4 separate regions of the Homo sapiens genome follow, and regions 2, 3 and 4 are each linked to region 1. A link is a contact called in ENCODE Hi-C or POLR2A ChIA-PET data. All regions are on one chromosome and are shown on one strand. Each heading gives the region's core, a stretch centred on a gene start or an enhancer-like site at or near the end of the contact. The rest is flanking DNA. Distances are from core to core; before and after follow the strand shown.

The links. Hi-C counts contacts between places; a loop is a spot of excess contacts on that map. ChIA-PET counts read pairs that join two places held with the same protein, here RNA polymerase II (POLR2A). Pooled maps may share reads with other maps.
Region 2: a map with no recorded cell type shows a loop between it and region 1 (9-fold over the local background). The contact joins the promoter of DHRS1 here to the promoter of PARP2 in region 1. A Hi-C loop is called at or near these places in 1 of 37 single-sample maps with no recorded cell type and 1 of 50 pooled maps. POLR2A ChIA-PET finds 5 or more read pairs at or near these places in 3 of 52 experiments (GM10248, activated T-cell and endothelial cell of umbilical vein).
Region 3: a map with no recorded cell type shows a loop between it and region 1 (7-fold over the local background). The contact joins the promoter of PSME1 here to the promoter of PARP2 in region 1. A Hi-C loop is called at or near these places in 1 of 168 maps with a recorded cell type or tissue (mammary epithelial cell), 1 of 37 single-sample maps with no recorded cell type and 9 of 50 pooled maps. POLR2A ChIA-PET finds 5 or more read pairs at or near these places in 2 of 52 experiments (activated CD4-positive, alpha-beta T cell and endothelial cell of umbilical vein).
Region 4: a map with no recorded cell type shows a loop between it and region 1 (6-fold over the local background). The contact joins the promoter of THTPA here to the promoter of PARP2 in region 1. A Hi-C loop is called at or near these places in 1 of 37 single-sample maps with no recorded cell type and 7 of 50 pooled maps. POLR2A ChIA-PET finds 5 or more read pairs at or near these places in 1 of 52 experiments (activated T-cell).

What each region holds. Positions count from the first base shown.
Region 1 is chr14:20,341,355-20,346,485 of GRCh38, forward strand. It overlaps PARP2 (poly(ADP-ribose) polymerase 2), which reads left to right and starts at 2,281. Exons shown (of 16, transcript NM_001042618.2): 1 at 2,281-2,333; 2 at 3,578-3,733; 3 at 4,040-4,110. The coding sequence starts at 2,288. It also overlaps RPPH1. RefSeq lists enhancers at 1,164-1,263, 2,194-2,363.
Region 2 is chr14:24,295,899-24,301,029 of GRCh38, forward strand. It overlaps DHRS1 (dehydrogenase/reductase 1), which reads right to left and starts at 3,882. Exons shown (of 9, transcript NM_001136050.3): 1 at 3,683-3,882; 2 at 3,059-3,232; 3 at 840-983; 4 at 611-690. The coding sequence starts at 3,208. It overlaps NOP9 (NOP9 nucleolar protein), which reads left to right and starts at 3,952. Exons shown (of 10, transcript NM_174913.3): 1 at 3,952-4,303; 2 at 4,510-4,959. The coding sequence starts at 4,057. RefSeq lists an enhancer at 2,436-3,226.
Region 3 is chr14:24,133,955-24,139,085 of GRCh38, forward strand. It overlaps PSME1 (proteasome activator subunit 1), which reads left to right and starts at 2,240. Exons shown (of 11, transcript NM_006263.4): 1 at 2,240-2,347; 2 at 3,031-3,063; 3 at 3,189-3,251; 4 at 3,367-3,477; 5 at 3,566-3,611; 6 at 3,746-3,843; 7 at 4,095-4,163; 8 at 4,242-4,309; 9 at 4,391-4,445; 10 at 4,520-4,606; 11 at 4,782-5,008. The coding sequence starts at 2,309. The coding sequence ends at 4,862. It overlaps EMC9 (ER membrane protein complex subunit 9), which reads right to left. Exons shown (of 6, transcript NM_016049.4): 6 at 5,011-5,131. The coding sequence ends at 5,056. RefSeq lists silencers at 1,814-2,233, 2,284-2,573.
Region 4 is chr14:23,553,750-23,558,880 of GRCh38, forward strand. It overlaps THTPA (thiamine triphosphatase), which reads left to right and starts at 2,522. Exons shown (of 2, transcript NM_024328.6): 1 at 2,522-3,555; 2 at 4,946-5,131. The coding sequence starts at 3,009. The coding sequence ends at 5,091. It also overlaps a transcript of ZFHX2 not described here. RefSeq lists enhancers at 1,902-2,836, 2,395-2,654, 3,515-3,564.

The sequences.
Region 1 (5,131 bases), core at 1,031-3,530:
CCATCTACAAGCCAAGGAGAGAGGGAGGCAGGCCTTAGAAGAAATCAGCCATGTCAAGACCTTTACCTTGGGCCTCTAGCCGCCAGAATTACGACAATGTATGTAGTTATAGCAGCCCTAGCAATACACTGTGTGATCTTGAATAAATTAAATTTTTCTAAAGCTCAGTTTCCTCAACTATAAATGGAGATAATAACATATGCCTCATGAGGTTGTTGTGAGAATTAAATAATGTATGTAAAGCTCATAGCATAGTAAGAACTAAATAAATTCTGGCTATTATTCTTATGAAGATTAAATGAGGTTATGCATGTAAAGCATTAGCTCAGCCTCTAGTACACAAGAAAGTTCTACTAAGTATTAGCTATTTTTAATAAATTTTCATTTCATAAAGGCTTATATTTTTCCTATCTCCAAAGTATTTCCTTTTAGACCTAGTCTAATTTATTTGTGTCATAATTAAGTCAGATGTAACAGGCTTTGTACCGCTGAAACAGGTTAAGCAATCCTATCCAACAACATTTATTGAGCACTTACATTTTGTTAGATTTATTTCCAACTACTTGATATGCTTTGGTGTTATTGTAAATGCTACCTTATCCAAAAATTTTATTTATAGTTGTTTGAAGCTCTTTTATAAGCATGGAATTTATTTTCACACGCTATTTTCTATCAGTCTTGCTAGGCTTTGTATTAAGGTAAAATTTTTATCCTGTAGTTTCTTCTAGCTTTTAAAATATTCATAATCAAATTACATGCAAATAATGAGATTTTGGGTTTTTTCTTTCTAAACTTTACATCTTTTGATGAACAAAAATTAAAATGTATCAATTTTTTTTTCTTTGTTTTTTTCAGACGGAGTCTCACTCTGTCACCCAGGCTGGAGTTCAGTGGCGGGATCTCGGCTCACTGCAACCTCCGCCTCCCGGGTTCAAGCGACTCTCGTGCCTCAGCCTCCCAAGTAGCTGGGATTACAGGCGCCCGCGACCACGCCTGGCTAATTTTTCACTTTTTTTTTTTTTTTTTTTGTAATAGAGACGAGGTTTCGCTATTTTGCTCAGGTTGCTCTATAACAGATACTATGCTATCCTAACAATATGTTTCTAAATGATATTAGTGCCAAAACCAGGATTACCCAGTGATTTTGTTAATACAGGCTTATTGAATCGGAGGGTCTGGGGTGGGGAATTTGCTTAAGTATGCAGTCCCCATACTCGGTGATTCTCATGAAGCCAAACATTTGGGCGCCCCTCACCTGATGTCACCAAGAACCAGAAGACCAATTAGAATTTTCGTGGGCTTCCTGCCCCATGGTTCCCTCTGTTCCCAAAGGGTTTCTGCAGTTTCACGGAGCTTTTCACATTCCACTCGGTTTTTTTTTTTTTGAGACTCGCTCTGTCGCCCAGGCTGGAATGCAGTGGCGCGATCTCGGCTCACTGCAAGCTCCGCCTCCCGGGTTCACGCCATTCTGCTTCAGCCTCCCAAGTAGCTGGGATTATAGGCGCCCGCCACCACGCCCGGCTAATGGCTAATTTTTTGTATTTTTTTTTTTTAGTAGAGATGGGGGGGGGTTTCACCGTGTTAGCCTGGATGGTCTCGACCTCCTGACCTTGTGATCCGCCCGCCTCGGCCTCCCAAAGTGCTGGGATTATAGGCGTGAACCACCGCGCCCGGCCCGGTTTCGTTTTGTTTTTTTTTTTTTTTTTTTTTTCCAAAAATGGGCGGAGGAGAGTAGTCTGAATTGGGTTATGAGGTCCCCTGCGGGGTACCTCACCTCAGCCATTGAACTCACTTCGCTGGCCGTGAGTCTGTTCCAAGCTCCGGCAAAGGAGGCATCCGCCGGGCCCCTCCCCGAAGGGCGGGGTCCACGGCATCTCCTGCCCAGTCTGACCTCGCGCGGAGCCCCGTTCTCTGGGAACTCACCTCCCCGAAGCTCAGGGAGAGCCCTGTTAGGGCCGCCTCTGGCCCTAGTCTCAGACCTTCCCAAGGGACATGGGAGTGGAGTGACAGGACGCACTCAGCTCGTGGCCCCACTGATGAGCTTCCCTCCGCCCTATGGGAAAAAGTGGTCTCATACAGAACTTATAAGATTCCCAAATCCAAAGACATTTCACGTTTATGGTGATTTCCCAGAACACATAGCGACATGCAAATATTGCAGGGCGCCACTCCCCTGTCCCTCACAGCCATCTTCCTGCCAGGGCGCACGCGCGCTGGGTGTTCCCGCCTAGTGACACTGGGCCCGCGATTCCTTGGAGCGGGTTGATGACGTCAGCGTTCGAATTCCATGGCGGCGCGGCGGCGACGGAGCACCGGCGGCGGCAGGGCGAGAGGTTCGGAGCTCAATATCGCGGGACGGCATGCGGGGGGCGGGCAGTCAGAAAGGAACGATGCCACCTACTGTGACCCCCTTCCCCTTCCAGCTCCCTATAACCTGCACTTGGCTACCAAACCAGTTGGGGTGCTAAATTTTGTAAATTTCGGTTTTCAGAGCTTTGGGGATTACATAATTGTGCATAAAGCCTTGCGGAGCTGTAACAACTAATGTGCCAGTACTGTTGTTAATACCTAATGTCATCCAATTTACAAAAAGTAATTGTAAGGCACACCATTATTTTATACACAACAAAGGATAAGCACTGAAAATGGTGAACTGTGATTCACTGCTTATGTCATCCATTGTAAGATGCATCCCAGTTCCAGAGAGTAAAATGCGAGTCTTAGACCTATTGAGATACGGTATTATGTGTATAATGTTCTTAAATGCATAGGTGCACCCTATAAATTAGGTTCTATTGTACTTCTCTAGAAGTACAGTATTGTACAATATTCTAATATTGGAGTAAGTGAAGTAGGAAGAGATCAAATACTTCTCCAAGTTTCCACAGAGAAAAGCAGCAGAGCTAGGCTCTAAATTAGGCACAGACCCTTGAGCACTTAACTAACCTTTATCCCATACGGCCTCATGTATGAGGTGGGTATTTGGGGGACATTGGGACACAAGTAAAACAGATAAGCAGGCCTCAATCTATGAGCTTACAAGACTCCTGGGACTCCCTTTTATTTTGTTTTATTTCATTTGGCTAGAATAGCAATTTAGGAAGAATTACACAGACTGTTACACAAAAGTAGTGTGGGACAGTTGTTATTGCCTCTGTAAACTTAGAAAATTATCTTAAACCGGCGGGGTGAGGTGGCTCACGCCTGTAATCCCTTGGGAGGCCGAGGAGGGCAGATCACTTGAGGTCACGAGTTCGAGACCAGCCTGGCCAACATGGTGAAACCCTGTCTCTACTAAAAATACAAAAATTAACTGGGCATGGTGGTGCACGCCTGTAATCCCAGCTACTCAGGAGGCTGAGGCACGAGAATCACTTGAACCCAGGAGGCGGAGGTTGCAGTGAGCCAAGATCGCACCACTGCAGTCCAGCCTGGGCGAGAGAGTGAGACTCCACCTCAAAACAAAAAAAGAGAGAAAATTATCTTAAACCATTTCTTTAAAAGATTTTTTTCAATCTTTAAAATCTACACGTATTCGGGTGTGTACTCATTCTTTGCTAATTTCCAAATTCTGTAGCATTAAATGAAAGCAAAAGAGTTAATAATGGCAACACGGCTCCAGAAGACTCTTCCCCTGCCAAGAAAACTCGTAGATGCCAGAGACAGGAGTCGAAAAAGATGCCTGTGGCTGGAGGAAAAGCTAATAAGGACAGGACAGAAGACAAGCAAGATGGTATGCCAGGAAGGTCATGGGCCAGCAAAAGGGTCTCTGGTAGGAGTGGATCTGGGGATGATATCTTGTTATTTCAACTCCTATTTCGTCCTTCTTTCAGGGAATAATTAATTTCTCTATCCTTTGGGCATACCACAGCACTAATCTACTGCCTTGAATCTTCATTTTCATGTATTTGAGATGGATTGGGGTCTAAGGAAAGACCAGGATTGGTTGGGCGGGCAAAGTTAATCCTGACAAGTTTCTGTTTTACCACAACAGCTGTTTTTGATTCCCATAAAGTAGTACCTATCTGTCTTTCCTCAGAATCTGTGAAGGCCTTGCTGTTAAAGGGCAAAGCTCCTGTGGACCCAGAGTGTACAGCCAAGGTGGGGAAGGTAAGAGACTCTGGAACCGATCTTCAGTCCATGGATATCTCAGAGAGCATCCTTTGTTATAAGGACTCCTGTCTGGGATGCTGTTAGTACTCATTTTAGGAATCCTCTCCAAAATATGATGAGTGAGTAGTTTTCTCTAATGGCAAGAGATAGGAGTGGTAGGGCTTGGGGTTAATAATCAGGGTGTTTTTTAACATGGTGTGTTAGACCATTCTTGCATTGCTGTAAAGAAATACCTGAGACTAGGTATTTTATAAGAAAAGAGGTTCCTAGAGGCTGTACAGGAAGCATAGCAGTATCTGCTCCTCAGGAGACCTTAGGAAACTTTTACTCATGGCAGAAGGTGAAGCGGGAATAGGCACGTCACATGGCAAAAGCAGGGGAGAGAGAGAGAGACAGAGAGAAAGGGAGAGAGAGAGATTGGAGAAGGTGTCACAGAGAGAGAAAGAGAGAATGGGGAGGTGTCACACGCTTTTAAACTACCAAATCTTGTGTGAATTCACTCACTATCAAGAGGACAGCAGCAAGACAGTGGTGCTAAACCATTCATGAGAAATCCACTTCCATGATTGAATCACTTCCCACCAGGCCCCACCTCCAGTACTGAGGATTACAATTCAGCATGAGATTTGGAAGGAGACAAATATACAAACTATATCACATGCGTACCTTTTGTGGTTGCCATCAGCCTTCTACACCTCATTCTCTTTTTAAACCAGAAAATGGTATCATTGTTAAGGGAAAACTGTTTTCTTGTTCTAATGAGAAACTGTACCCTGGAATGGCATGAGTTACTGATGAATGGGGAAAAAAGAAGGCTACCTCTGGAATAAGTTTTCTTTAACTCAGTTAGAATCTTTTTTTTTTTTTTTTTTTTTTTTGAGATAGAGTCTCACTCGGTCACCCAGGCTGGAGTGCAGTGGTGTGATCTCAGCTCACTGCATCCTCCACTTCCTAGGTTCAAGTAATTCTCTTGCCTCAGCCTCCCAAGTAGCTGTGATTACAGGTGCCCACCACCACG
Region 2 (5,131 bases), core at 2,632-5,131, 4.0 Mb after region 1:
GGCATGACTTGATTATATGAGAGTGTAACATCATTCCAACAGTAACAGAGGCATAACTGGTGTGCATTATGCTAGGCGAATTCTAAATGCTGTGTTTCATCTCACTCCTGGGCTAAATGACCCTGTGTGACCCAGTGATGTACCTGCTCTCCCAACTCTGACCCGGCAGTGCCCTTGCCTGTGGGTGTGGAGTGAGGATGTGGAGACTAAACAGCATTGGTGTTCGCTCCTTCTTCTTAAGCTTCTCCCAGTCTAAAATAAAACAATTTCTCCCTCTAACCATTTTGAAAGTATAGACTACAGGCTGTGCGCATTACTGAGAGGAGGAGGCTTCCTCCCTTCTGGGTCTTGCATTTGGATGGGCAGAGAGTGAGACAGGAGAGAGGCCAAGGGCTTGTTCCAATGAAAATTACTGACAGAGTTGACATTCTCAGGTACAGACTCACCTGGATGGAACTTCTCCAGAGGTAAGTGGGACAAATGGAATGGAAGGGAGAAGAAAGAGATGGGGGAGGCCGGAGGGAAAAGGAGAGGGCATGTAAGGAAAGGCCTGGCCGTCGAGTTGGCTAAGTGAGTGAGGGAACATGGGTCCTGGCAGTGGAGCACCCACCTGAGTCCGACGTTGTTGATATCATCCCACATGGAGGCAGGGGTTTCCCAGAATGCCTTATTCCTGGTGTTCAGGATCGTCTGGAAGGCACAGGGAGGGTGATGAATGATCTGAAGGTAGGGAGGTGTGAGGGGCTGGGTAATGGAAGGGACAATGAGTGGGGATGAAGATGCAGGGGTCTGAGGGGGAGGTCAGAAATGTGGAGTTGGGAACAAAGTTCAAAGGGTACCTGGACCCCTGCATAAGCATTGTTGACCAGCACATCTAGACGCCCTTGCTGTTCCCGATCCACTTGCTCAAACAGGCTTCGCACTTCACTCTCCTGGCTTGAATCGCACACCACAGGCACACATTGGCCCCCGAGGGATTGTGCCTGGAGTAGGACAGGGGATATGAGCTCACATTCACACATGGGTGTGAGTCATGACAAAACTCCCCAACCAAAGTGGGCTTGAGAACTGAGAAGACAATCAATCCTAGGAGAGCCTGCTGCAGAGGCAACATGGCAGGCAACGCTGCCCTCTGGTGTCTGTTTGAGTAGTTTCAGGAATGATAGGCCTCCCCACCACAGAGCAAGGTGAATTGCAATGTAAGTTTTAATAATCTACAAACATTTACTGAGGCCCACCATGTGCACAGCATTGTACTTTGCAAGTAGAGGGTAAGAACAAGTGAGGCATGGAGTCTGCTCTTGAGAAATGAGTAAGCATCCTTTTCCTTGTTGTGGTCATTTCCATCTCTCATGCCCTTAGCTCCCACCCTACACTACTCACCTAAAACCTCTACTCAGTCCCAGTTGTCTTACCCTCACTCCACCAATGCTCCTGGTTGGTAATTGAAAAAACCAAAGCTATCAGCCATGAATGATTTCTACTTCCTGTTCTGTCTCACTCTCTACAAATGCCCACAAACCTCCAACTTCAGAGGAAGAAGAGTCCTTTATCTAAGAACAATCCTCCTATTCTCCAAATTTATGCTCTGGGTCCCCGCCTATTACCCTCCTTGCCTGAACTACTGCAATGCCTCCCAACGACTCACCTGACCTCCAGTCTGTCTGCCTTAAATTAATTCTTCATAATCCAGCCAGTACGACCTATCTAAAACACAAACCCTGTTCAAAATCTCCTAACTGGATCTCCATCTCTTAGAGGATGAAGCCTGAGTTCTCTATTAGGGTCTTCCAAGACCCACTCTTTCCTCTCCAGCCTCTCACTCACTACTCTTCCCTTGCATTATCTCACACATCTACTCTTTCACACAGCGTCCCTATGCTTATGGAGCTCCCTCTGCTGGAATGCTTTTCCTAACTTCCTTTACCTAATTCTTACCTTTCAAAACTCAGTTCAAGAACCACCTACCTCCTCCAGGACGCTTTCCCAAACCACTTTCCCTAGCCACTCTCCTATGTCATCTGGATGCTCCCCAACACCCCTAGAGTATTCTGTGCATATCTCCCTCTTATAATTTACCATATTCACATTACATTGAAGTGACTGCTTTCTGTACCTGACTTCCTGTTGGAATCTATCTTCATTTTTAATTAAAATTTTTTTTTTTAGAGACAGGGTCTCACTGTCACCAGGCTGGAGTGCAGTGGTGCAATCATAGCTCACTGCAACCTCGAACTCCTGGGCTCAAACGATCCTCCTGCCTCAGCCTCCCAAGTAGATGGTACTACAGGTGCAGGCCACTGTGCCTAGCTAATTATTTAAAAAATATTTTTTGTAGAGACTGGGTCTAGCTATGTTGCCCAGACTGGTCTCCAACTGCTGGCCTCAAGTGATCTTGCTGCCTTGGCCACCCAAAGTGCTGGGACTACAGGCATGAGCCACTGTACTCCACCATGGACTGAATCTTTGAAGAGCAGAAATTAGATTTTATTAGTCTTGGTAACTTCAGTGGTTTACCAATGCCTAGCAAATCATGGATACTCAAATATTTATTTAACTGAAGTCTAGTAAATAAGTAAAAAATGTGCAGTTCAATAAAGTCTTGCCTGAAATAGAGGAAAGCACAGGTCCACAACCCTTTAGTTGCAATTCCAAAATCTCTGCTCTCAAACAAAAAGTTTTTTACTTTTCTTTCTTTTCTTTTTTTTAATACAGTGTCTCGCTGTGTCGTCTAGACTGGAGTGCAGTGGTGTGATCATGGCTCAACTCCTAGGCTCAAGCGATCCTCCTGCCTCAGCCTCCGGAGTAGCTGCTGGGACTGCAGGAACGTGCCACCATGCCTGGCTCAAACACAAAGTTTTTTCATAAAACTCACTTGGCGGCAAAATTCTACCTTACCTGAAGTTATTTACGGGGTTTTTAATTTCCACTTTGAATAAATATTCACATCTTGTTGAGTAGTATTATAGTTTCAGGTAAGGGATTAGGAAAGGAGCTGTTAAGTGGAAGGGCTCTCTCGGGTGGTTTCTGCAACTGTGGTCCCAGAGGAAGCACTCACCTCCTGAGCAACAACGCGAAGGGTGTCCAGATGGCGGCCAGTGATGTAAACTGTGGCGCCTGCTTTGCAGAGCTGCAAGGCAATGCCACGGCCAATACCCCTGGAGGCACCAGTCACCACACACACTTGGCCATTCATGGGAGCTGCCATGACTCACAGGCAAAGGAGGCAGGTCTGTGGAAGCAAAGACTTACTCTGAGGGAAGCCTGGAGACTGTGTGTGTGTTGGGGCGAGGTTGGGGGGTAGGGGAGAACCTCACTAGGGCTAAGAGGAGGAGCCAAGGTAAGAATCCTTTGAGGGGAGAGGAGTCAGAGGCTGACAACTGGGTGCGGGCCTGAGGACAAGGCTGACTGTCTTTTGGGAGGCCCAGAGAGTGAAGAAGGGGCTGAGTGGGACTGTCCAGAGGTGGACAACTACTACAACCCTCTGAGTGTGGCTGCCTGGATATGGGAATCTGGCGCGGCAGCCCCTCGGGGCGCGTCCACGCAGAGTCCTGGGCTATCTGAAGCTCCGGTCCCTGGCCTGACCCAGTCCGGCTGAGCCAGAGGCGCAGCTTCCGGGCCGGGGATGAGCGCGAAGCCTGGAGATCCTAAGCCCTAAGTGGGACGAGCGTGCGCCGCTTACCTGCCACCTGCGCTGCCGCTGAGGTCTGCAGATTGCGGGGCTGCGGTGGAAGTCTGGGTTCTCGCCCAGATTGAGCCGGCGACGTGGAGGCAGTGTTCAAGGATTGATTCTGTAGTAGGACCCGGGGCGATTCTGTGCTGAGGTAGAGGGGCAGAGTCCCAGGCCAAAGTTAGAACCTGCGGATGGGGGCGGAGCGATCTGGGTGACACACCCACCCCGCCCGGCTGGGGCGGCGCGGAACTATGACGTAGTAGCTGCGTCAGGAGCGCGCCCGCGTTTCTAAACTTTGTCTGGATAAGGCGCACGCTTGGCGACGTCGAAGGTCCGTCCGCAGTTAAGGAAGCTTTTGCAGCCGGACAGGTCGCGAAGCACACATGGGGCAGGGTCCGCGCTCTCCACACAAGGTGGGGCGCCGGTTCCCAGCTGGTGGCAAACGGGGGCGCGGGGCCAAGGGGTCGGGGCGCCCCTTACCAGGCCGTAAGCGGCAACCCTGGCCGCCTCCGGATGGGCGCTCGGAGCCGGCTCCAGATTCGCACCCGCACCTGAGCCCGGAAGCTCTGGGATATTTCCGCCGGGCGCTGTCAGCATTGAAAGAGGCTCCCGAGACTGGGGAAGAACGAGGTAGGCAGCAACTTCGGGGTTTAGACCAAGAGCATCAAATCCAGGGCAGGCAAGGAAACTTTCTAGGGTCGGCAGGGCGTGGGGACTTAGTTTCATTTCCCATGTCCTCTTCCTCGGCCTCCGACCCACGACCCTTGGTTAAGCGAGGGTACATAACTGTATTCTCTACTAAGTCTCTTCAAAGTGTGTCTTTCTTCCCTTTTCAGATCTGATGGTGCACAATATAATGAAGGAAGTAGAGACTCAGGCCCTAGCTTTGTCCACGAACAGGACTGGCAGTGAGATGCTGCAGGAACTGTTGGGATTCAGTCCCTTGAAACCGCTTTGTCGCGTGTGGGCTGCTCTGCGCTCTAACTTGCGCACTGTGGCCTGTCACCGATGCGGGGTCCATGTATTACAAAGTGCTTTGCTACAGCTCCCTCGATTGCTGGGGAGTGCTGCAGAGGAGGAGGAGGAGGAGGAGGAGGATGGAAAGGATGGTCCCACGGAGACCCTGGAGGAGCTGGTCCTGGGACTAGCCGCTGAGGTGTGTGATGATTTTCTTGTCTACTGTGGAGACACACATGGCAGCTTCGTGGTCAGAACTCTGCTTCAGGTGTTAGGAGGGACTATTCTGGAGTCTGAGAGAGCCAGGCCCCGTGGTTCCCAATCATCTGGTAAGTATTACAAGAGGAAAGTGGACCTAGGGGGAAGAAGAATTTAGAAAGTTCAGAATGAGACAGTAAACAGAAGAGTAAGTCTTCATGGGGGAGCTTGACCGGGAAGAATTAGCTTGACCTGTCCTAATCTGAACAGGGCTTAGCAAGCCAAAGATTAGTGTGTGCGGAG
Region 3 (5,131 bases), core at 990-3,489, 3.8 Mb after region 1:
TATCATCTATCCTCTAAACCAGGAATTAGCAAACTTTGGCCCTCCTGTGGCCAGTTTTGTATGACCTGCGAGCTAATAATTATATATGTATAATATATATATTTATATATTATATATATTATTATATATTTTATATATAATATTTGCATATATAATATATATATAATTTTTTTTTAAAGACAGAGACCTGGCAGTGATGGCAGTGTAATCCCAGCACTTTGGGAGGCTGAGGCAAGAGGATCACTTGAGCCCAGGAGTTTGAGACCAGCCTGGGCAAGATGGTGAGACCCTGTCTGTATAAAAATTTTTTTTAAAAGGTAAAACATTTTTTACATTTTTATTTTTATTTTATTTTTATTATTTTTTTGGAGACAGAGTCTCACTCTGTTGCCCAGGCTGGAGTGCAATTCTGGCTCACTGCAACCTCCACCTCTCAGGTTCAAGCGATCTCCTGTCTCAGCCTCCCGAGTAGCTGGGATTACAGGCCCCCACCACCACACCCGTCTAGTGTTTGTATTTTTAGTAGGCACAGGGTTTCACCATGTTGGCCAGGCTGGTCTCGAACTTCTGACCTCAAGTGATCTGCCTGCCTTGGCCTCCCAAAGTGCTGGGATTAGAGGCGTGAGTCACTGTGCCCGGCCATTTTTACATTTTTTAATGGTTGAAAAAGCAAAAGAATAAGAATATTTTATTACAGGAGAAAGTTACATGAAATTCAAATTCCAGTGTCTATAAAATGTTATCTCACCAAACTAATTCATTTACATATGGCAGCTTTCCTACTACAATGGCAGAGTTGAGTAGACAGACACTGTAAGGCCTATAAAGCCTAAAATATTTACTCTCTGGCCCTTTATAGAAAAAGTTGGCCAGACGCGGTGGCTCATGCCTGCAATCCCAGCACTTTGGGAGGCCGAGGCGGGCGGATCACGAGGTCAGGAGATCGAGTCCATCCTGGCTAACATGGTGAAACCCCGTCTCTACTAAAAATACAAAAAATTAGCCGGGCGTGGTGGGACGCGCCTGTAGTCCTAGCTACTCCGTAGGCTGAAGCAGGAGAATCGCTTGAACCCTGGAGGTGGAGGTTGCAGTGAGCCTAGATGGTGCCACTGCACTCCACCCTGGGCGACAGAGCGAGACTCCGTCCCCCAACACACACACACACACACACACACACACACACGTTTGCCAAAACCTGGTTTAAATCAGTAAATTATCCTGGAAAAAAAAAAAAAAACACCTGGCTAATATCAGAGAGATAAATGCTATGAATGTACTAAAACAGGATGATTTGTAATAGATTTGGAGGGAGGTTCCTTATAAAGGATGATGAAAATAGTTCTCTCTGAAGAGGTGACATCTAAACTGAGAACCGAATGACAACACCCAGGGTAAGGGTGTTTTAGGCAAAGGGATTATTAGCAAGGGCAAAGGCCCTGAGGCAGAAATGAACATGACACATCTGAGAAACAAATAGCCCAAATATTTGCAAGTGTAATGAATGAAGGGGCAAGCAGTAGAAAGTGGACTTAAAGGGGAGACAGGTGCGACAGCCTTTTGGATTTCATTCAAAGGTCAACAGGCAGCTGAGAAAGGGTTTTAAGCCAGAGAGAGGCATGAACCCGCTGCTCCGTGAGAGTGGGTTATAGAATGGCATCTGCAGCCGTGGTCCAGGAGAGAGTTGGTCCGGGCTTGGATAGGGATGCTGCCAGCTCTGGTGCCGGTGTTGCTACAGGTGCGCAGGATGTCGGCAGAGCCAGAGGCCCACGCTAGCAAGGCTAGGAAAGACAGGCCAGGTCTTATTCCATCTCTAGGGAAAGACGGAAGAGCCCTAAGTAAAGCTTATCTGTCCCAGGCGGAGCAGGGGAAGAAGAGAGCAGGTGGGGAGCCAGTTGGGAGGCGGGAGGTGGAGGTTGGGACGCGGAGAGACTGGCTTGGGCTTGGCGATGGGAGGACCCGGACCCGCCGTCCTCAGGCGGCGGGCGGCAGGTGGCGGGAGGCGGGAGGCGGGGACCGGGCCAGCGGAGGTGGGGAGCCTGGAAGCTGGCCCTCGCGAGGCGGCGCGGGGAGGGTGGGTGAAGAGCGCCTGTGCGCGCTAGGCGGAGCCTCACCCGCCGCCCTCCTCTGCGGCACCGCCCCTTCCATGGCAGGGCTGACCCCGCCTCCTCCATCCGACCCCGCCTCCTCCAGCCCTCCCCGCCCCACTACCCAGGAAGGCGGAGCTGGGTGCGAGCGCCCTACCGCTTTCGCTTTCCCTTCGCGGTGCCCACTCCACTCCTTGTGCGGCGCTAGGCCCCCCGTCCCGGTCATGGCCATGCTCAGGGTCCAGCCCGAGGCCCAAGCCAAGGTGAGCGCCGCGGGGTCTAGAAAGGGCCCACTGGGGAGGCGTGGCTGGAGCGGCCGGGGGCATCCCCGACCCGCCCCCCAGGCTCCCACGCGAGTCGGGGGCAGTCGGCCGAGCTGGCGCGCCCGGAGCACCTGCGCCCCGGGGAGGGCGGCGACTGCTGCCTGCGGGGAGAGGCGAGGCGGCCGTGGTTCTGCGGGGTGAGGTGAAGCGGAGAGCTGGCGTGGAGGGGAACTCCGCTGGCCTGGGGCCGGGGCCACACACAGACTGGGTGCGGGACTGCCCCAGCTACCTTCTGGCCTTTCCCTCAGGGAGGGTCCCGGGGCCCACCCCATCCCTGTCCTACTTGCAGAGGACTCTCAGCACCCCTCCTCACACCTGCCAGGCGACCCCAGAGATCTGTTCTCACGTGAACACTGGCCCTTCACCGCCAGGAATGTTCTCATCCCCCATATCCAGCCCCAGGGATACCCACTCCACTTTCCGTAGATCCAGGTCTGCAGAGATCCACCTTCTCCACCACCCCAACCCACCCTACAGGCATCCATCTCGCTTTCTTCAGGTCTGGCCTTAGAGGGATCCCCTCCACCCTTCCCCAGGTCAGGCCCTACATAACCCTAAGGGAACTGTCCTCAAATGAACTGGCCTTAAAGCCAAGTTTCTGAAGGGATGCGTGTGCCCCACAGGTGGATGTGTTTCGTGAAGACCTCTGTACCAAGGTAAGACATGCCCCATCAGCGTGGCCCCACCCCTGCCCAACTCCTACTGCTCAACCCTGCCTCACTACCTAGGACGGGCATTTGATGCTGACTCCCATCCTCCTCCACCCCCACCTCACACACAGACAGAGAACCTGCTCGGGAGCTATTTCCCCAAGAAGATTTCTGAGCTGGATGCATTTTTAAAGGTACCGCGGCTGGGCAGGGAGCTAGGGAGTAAAGGCCAAGAGAAGAGTCTGGAGGCTGTGAGAGTGAGGTGAGAGGAACTCCCTCACCTCCAGCCCTCCTCCCACCCTACACCAGGAGCCAGCTCTCAATGAAGCCAACTTGAGCAATCTGAAGGCCCCATTGGACATCCCAGTGCCTGATCCAGTCAAGGAGAAAGAGAAAGAGGAGCGGAAGAAACAGCAGGAGGCAAGCTGGGAAGACCTGGGAGAAGGGATCCAACTATGGGGGTAATCAACCTTAGTCCTGACTCTCATGAGCTCCTCTCTTTCTGCAGAAGGAAGACAAGGATGAAAAGAAGAAGGGGGAGGATGAAGACAAAGGTACTTGAAACCACAATGGTGGGAAGAGACTTGAGTCCCACTCACAGGAGCTCCTCCTAAGGATTTCTTTCCAGTCTCCCCTTCGCCCCTCACACAGGCTCAATCATGTGACTGACCCATTGCTCACTCTCTAGGTCCTCCCTGTGGCCCAGTGAACTGCAATGAAAAGATCGTGGTCCTTCTGCAGCGCTTGAAGCCTGAGATCAAGGATGTCATTGAGCAGCTCAACCTGGTAAGCCCTCCCCCTTAAACTCTCAGGCTTCAAGTCAAACCATTGTCCTCTTGGTCCCTGCCATTTAGGGCCTGGCACTTGCCAGGTTTTAGCAAGAGAGGGCACAGCAAGTGAAACCAGAAGTCCAGGCCCTGGGGCTCAGGATAGACCCGGCACGCCTCCACCCAGTGTGGGGAGGGAAGCAAGGGAGAATATGAAACTGGGAATTGGGTAGAGGGCTGATGTGGCATTATGCCATTCCCTCTTCCCAGGTCACCACCTGGTTGCAGCTGCAGATACCTCGGATTGAGGATGGTAACAATTTTGGAGTGGCTGTCCAGGTGAGAGCGCTGCCCCACTTCCCTGCTCTTTTCTAGTCCATGCTTCCTTCCACTTTCCCCCTTGCTTTTTTTCCCTAGGAGAAGGTGTTTGAGCTGATGACCAGCCTCCACACCAAGCTAGAAGGCTTCCACACTCAAATCTCTAAGTGAGTGACCACCCATGTGCACACTGTTTTTGTTTTGGGAGACCTCCTTCTTCTACTCCATACACACTTCTCCTTCCACAGGTATTTCTCTGAGCGTGGTGATGCAGTGACTAAAGCAGCCAAGCAGCCCCATGTGGTAGGTGAGGCCCAGGTCAGGGTGCATGGGGGAAGGACACATGTAAGGTCAGGCCTGACCCGAGCTTCCCACAGGGTGATTATCGGCAGCTGGTGCACGAGCTGGATGAGGCAGAGTACCGGGACATCCGGCTGATGGTCATGGAGATCCGCAATGCTTATGTGAGGAGGCAAGGGCAGGGCAGGGGTGGGCAGAGGCAGCTTTCCCAGGCCACCCACTCCCTGACCCTGCAGGCTAGGGGTTAAGGGTGACAAAGCTCAGCTTCTCCACAAGGCTAGAAATGGGGCACAGAGCCACTGGAGGCCTCTGACTGACCTCTACTCCCTGGCCCTGTAGGCTGTGTTATATGACATCATCCTGAAGAACTTCGAGAAGCTCAAGAAGCCCAGGGGAGAAACAAAGGGAATGATCTATTGAGAGCCCTCTCTCCCATTCTGTGATGAGTACAGCAGAGACCTTCCTGCTTTTTACTGGGGACTCCAGATTTTCCCCAAACTTGCTTCTGTTGAGATTTTTCCCTCACCTTGCCTCTCAGGCACAATAAATATAGTTATACCACTGCCCATCAGCCCAAGTCTCTTTATTGGAACCGGGCCCCGCTGGCCCTGGCTCAGGCATTTCCATTTCCATTAGTGGGACCAACCCACTGGGTGATTTGAGTGTTGAGCCGCTGGTTGGTCCAGTCC
Region 4 (5,131 bases), core at 1,272-3,771, 3.2 Mb after region 1:
CGGGCATGGTGGTGGGCACCTGTAGTCCCATCTACTTGGGAGGCTGAGGCAGGAGAATGGCATGAACCCTGGAGGCGGAGCTTGCAGTGAGCCGAGATGGCGCCACTACACTCCAGCCTGGGCGACAAAGCGAGACTCCGTCTCAAACAAACAAACAAACAAAAATTAGGAGGGTGGGGTGGCACGTGCCTGTAGTCCCAACTACTCAGGAGGCTGAGGCGGGAGAATCATTTGAACCCAGGAGGCAGAGGTTGCAGTGAGCTGAGACGCCAGAGTGAGACTCTGTCTCAAAAAAAAAAAAAAAAAAAAAAAAAAAGCAGATGCTTAGGAAAGTGGAGTAGCTTGCGGAAGGCCAAACATCTAGAAAGTGAAGCTGGGAGTCGACCTCAGGTCTGGCTCCGGAAACTGGTCTTTCTGTTCAAATAAGCTGCTGCTTTTGCCCCACTGGATTGGATCTTATAACATAAGGAAAAATTAGGTCTTCATCCCAGGTTAACAAAACCGGAAAGCAAAAGATGGATGAAAAGCAGGCTTTAGGAGCTGGGGTTTCTTCTCTCCCTAACCAACAGTGCTTAACATGGAGTGGGGACAGAGGTTGACCCAAGCTACTCCAAGTTCAAGATGCCATTTGTTTATTTATTTATGCACAGGGTCTTGCTCTGTTGCCGAGGCTGGAGTGCAGGCAGTAGCAGGATCGTAGCTCACTGCCCTTGACCTCCTGGGCTCAAGCTATCCCGCTGCCTCAACCTCCTGAGCAGCTGGGACCACAGGCATGCACTACCACACCCGGCTAATTAAAATTTTTTTTTTTTTTTTTTTGTAGAAACAGGGTCTTCCTATGTTGCCCAGGCTGGTCTCAAACTCCTGGCCTCAAATGATCCTCCTGCCTCGACCTCCCAAAGTGCTAGGATTACAAGTGTGAGTCAACACACCTGGCCAAAATGCCATGTCTTTAAACCAGTGTCCTTCTCCCTATAATACCTCTCACTGGTCATGTATTTCCAGAAACATACTGGTGAGAGGGCAGGTGTTGAGAACATGGCACTTCTCACCCATCATAGGAAGGAGTCCAGGAGTTAAGAGCCACGGTTCCTCAGGGAGCTTCCTCACATGGAAGGTCAGACATATAGTTAGAGTCTCCAGATAACCATAGTCCTCAGAGGGAGTAAGAAGGAATCATCTCTATTAATATTTTGTCTCCCAAAGCATTCAAAGGGCCAACCCCCATGTTTTCCTGAATTTTATTTTTTTGGGGACAGATGGAGTCTCGTTCTGTCGCCCAGGCTGGAGTGCAGTGGCGCCATCTCAGCTCACTGCAACCTCTGCCTCCCAGGTTCAAGCAATTCTCATGCCTCAGCCTCTGGAGTAGCTGGGAACACAAGCACGCGCCACCATGCCCGGCTCATTTTTGCATTTTTAGTAGAGACGGCGGGCCGGGGGGGTTTCTCCATGTTGGCCAGGCTGGTCTCGAACTCCTGACCTCAGGTGATTCACCTGCCTCGGCTTCCCAAAGTGCTGGGATTGCAGGTGTGAGCAACCGCACCGGCCTTTCTGTATTCTAAATGAACATAAGTAGTTCTACACCTGACAAAAACTGCTTAGGGACCGCTGGAAACTCTGACAAACTCCTCAGTCTAGCACTCAAGGCTTTTCCCTCAACTGCATTTCTAGCCTCGTCTTCTCCTTACGTACCACCCAGGTGCTCTCCAGTTTCTGGGCCTTTGCTTAGGCTATTCCTGTCTCCATCTAGGTCTCCAACTGTTGAAATACCATCATATCTTTAGTTCCTGGCCAAAATACCACTTTATTCTCTGACAGAAAGTTTCTCACCCACTCTTACCCTCAACGTTCATGCCAGGAGGTATTAGATCCCCTCTAAAACTCCAGAGTAGCTAAACTGGACTTTATTACGCGCTGCCCCCGCCCCCTTCCCTCCCCCCACCCCAACCCCCCTCGCCACCATTGCCACTGGCCTGCGCTTAGCTGGCTGCTATAGCAGATATCTGTTGGACGGTGTGAATGGCTTGTATTCCAGGCCCATCTGCCTGCGTTGGGGGTGCGGCGGGGGGTGTTGGAGACGGGACTGGGGCTTGAGCTCCTTGCACCCGACTCTCCCCGCCGCCTTGTAGCCCCAGTTCAGCTTTAGGTAGAGTACCGCAGGCACCAAGTGCAGCTTTCCTGTCGCCATAGCGACGGGCGGGGCGAGATGGCAAAGTCTCCCTTTGGAACTACATCTCCCATCATGCATCCGCGCCTCGGGGTGCCTGGCTCAGCCTCAGGCATGAGACCTGTACCAGCCCCCGGGAGCCGTGCGGGGCCAACAATGAGGAGCAGAATGCAAGGGGCGGCCTCGCTCCCCTGGCCACCGCGGGGGTCGCGGCCTCCCATTACATAGCGCGTGTCTCGAGCCCTGGCCTGCTCTCGGCACCGCCACAACGGGCGTAATATGGCCGCTGGTGCCGGGACCTGCCGGGCGCGCGGAGGGTCGGGCCGAGGTCCGGGATCCGGAACTGCTCCCGGCATTCCTCGCGAGTGTATGGCGTGGGCTCCCTTCCCCCTCTGTGGGTCCCGCGAGGAGACTCTCGGGCTTTGAGGTGAGACCTGAAGTTCCGCTGGCCGGTAGTGTAGCAGGAAAGGGCAGGTCCTCCCGGGTCGTGAGCCAGTAGCCTCCTGGGGTGGCAAGGTGTAGAGAGGGGGGCGTTGAAAGGACACCCGCTACCCGGCCTGCTTTCTAGGGGTCTCTTTGGATTGAGGACATCAGCAGCAGTGGAAGGGATTTTACTGGAGACCTGTCACTGTCAGAGCCTTAAAATATCACCGACGGGGCCTTAATGTCACCGAGGTAGAGAGAAAAGGGCAGTAGCCCTAGAGACTATTGCGACACAGTGTGCCCCTCATAAGTTTTTCCAGGGAGGGGTTCTGTACTGAGTTGACGCCCCAGGAGCTGAGCACCAGGCTTTGCATCCTTGGGAACTCAGCAAACGTTTGTTCAGCCAATTGCAGGTAGCATGGCCCAGGGCTTGATTGAGGTGGAGCGAAAGTTCCTTCCAGGGCCTGGCACAGAGGAGCGGCTGCAGGAGTTGGGGGGCACCCTGGAGTACCGGGTCACCTTCCGAGACACCTACTATGACACCCCTGAGCTGAGCCTCATGCAGGCTGACCACTGGCTGCGACGACGAGAGGATAGTGGATGGGAGCTCAAATGTCCTGGAGCAGCAGGTGTCTTAGGACCCCACACGGAGTATAAGGAACTCACAGCGGAACCTACAATTGTGGCCCAACTCTGTAAGGTGCTGCGGGCTGACGGCCTGGGGGCTGGAGATGTGGCTGCTGTGCTGGGCCCACTGGGGCTGCAGGAAGTAGCTAGTTTTGTGACTAAGCGGAGTGCCTGGAAGCTGGTGCTCTTGGGAGCTGATGAAGAGGAGCCACAGCTCAGGGTGGACTTGGATACAGCCGACTTTGGCTACGCTGTGGGTGAGGTAGAGGCCCTGGTGCATGAGGAGGCTGAAGTACCAACTGCCCTAGAGAAGATCCACAGGCTCAGCAGCATGCTTGGTGAGGGAGACAGGCCCTTTTGTGCTTTTCCTGCTCCCCACTTTTCTCTTTTGGAGGCACCTGCTGGACCATGCAGTGGGGGAGGGCCTCCGGATTAAAAATTTTTTTTTTAATAGAGACAAGGTTTTGCCGTGTTGCCCAGGCTGGTCTGGAACTCCTGGACTCAAGCAATTTGCCTGCCTCGGCCTTCCAAAGTGCTGGGATTACAGGTGTGAGCCTCTGTGCCTGGCCTGGATTATTTTTGTAATGGGAATTGTTTTAGCAATTTTCTAAGTTTGCTTACAGTTCTGTGAAATCTCGTTTTCTCTTTAACAGTAGCTAATTTGGATCTAGTCCTTCCACGTGTCTAATTCCAGCCAACCTGCCTCATTTAGTTCTCATACCTATAGCCAGATCTCCTTCAGTTTCATTTCTCAGTTCCCTGCTTTGACTCTTCCTTCCCCCAATCTCTTTTTTTTCTTCTTCTTCAGTCACCACTCCTCCACAAGGAGTAAAAAGTAAGCCTTTTTACAAAAGCTGCCCTCTGGGAGGCTCAGACCCAGGATCTTCAGATCATGAGACTGATGCACTGCCCACTACACTGAGAGTCCAACCAGTCTTGTCCTTTTGTTTTACAATTACCTAGATCCTTTTAATTTGTCCTTTTGGCTTTTTGTAAAGGACAATAACATTATAGTTATGTGAGACAGTGGGGCATGATTTGGCAGATTTGTTCCTAAGCATAATTCCCTTGTAGACAGTTCATCCACACTAGGAATTGTGCATCCCATGGGGCCTTACAGCCCTGCAGTGCTGTTTGAGCCCCCTCAGCAAACATACACTGAGTTCCTTGCTATGTGCCCAGCATGCTGCCAGGCACTAACAACAAGACACTGGCAACAGGCAGTTCCATTCTCACCTCACCATGTAGAGGCGAGAATTCTATGTGAATCCCACCCCATGGCTATAGCTTCCCTCCTCTTCTTTCTATAGCTCTTGGTTTCTATGTGTACATCTCTGCATGTGCTTCATTACTAAGCTAATGAGCTTTGGCCTGGTCTAGGGCTTTAATCTTGATTGCGGAACAGGGTAATAACTGAAATGAGCTGACGCTGAGGCATCCTTCGTTTATCTTGGTGCCTGGGTGCCTCTTCGCCATTTCTCCTTGCTGGAGGAGAGAGGCTGAGGTGTGGCTTCTAGTCCCACTCTTGCCTGAAGTTGCTCTTTTAGGTCCCACTTCCACAGGCAGGCAGGGAGTGGACTAGTGTGTTACAGAAGCTGGGTGGGTGACATTCAGAACCCCAGTGTGGCTTTGGAAACATCCACGGAGTCCTGGCTAGGTGGGCAGGGAGCAGAGTCCAAGTGCTTGTGGCTCTGTCCATTTCTCTCCTCATTGTCCTTTTACCTGTAGGTGTGCCTGCACAGGAGACAGCACCAGCCAAGCTGATTGTGTATCTACAGCGTTTCCGGCCTCAAGACTATCAGCGCCTGCTAGAAGTGAACAGCTCCAGAGAGAGGCCACAGGAGACTGAAGATCCTGACCACTGCCTGGGCTAGGGGTGTCACTTCCTAGAAGGGGAAGGGAACTCTGGGTCTA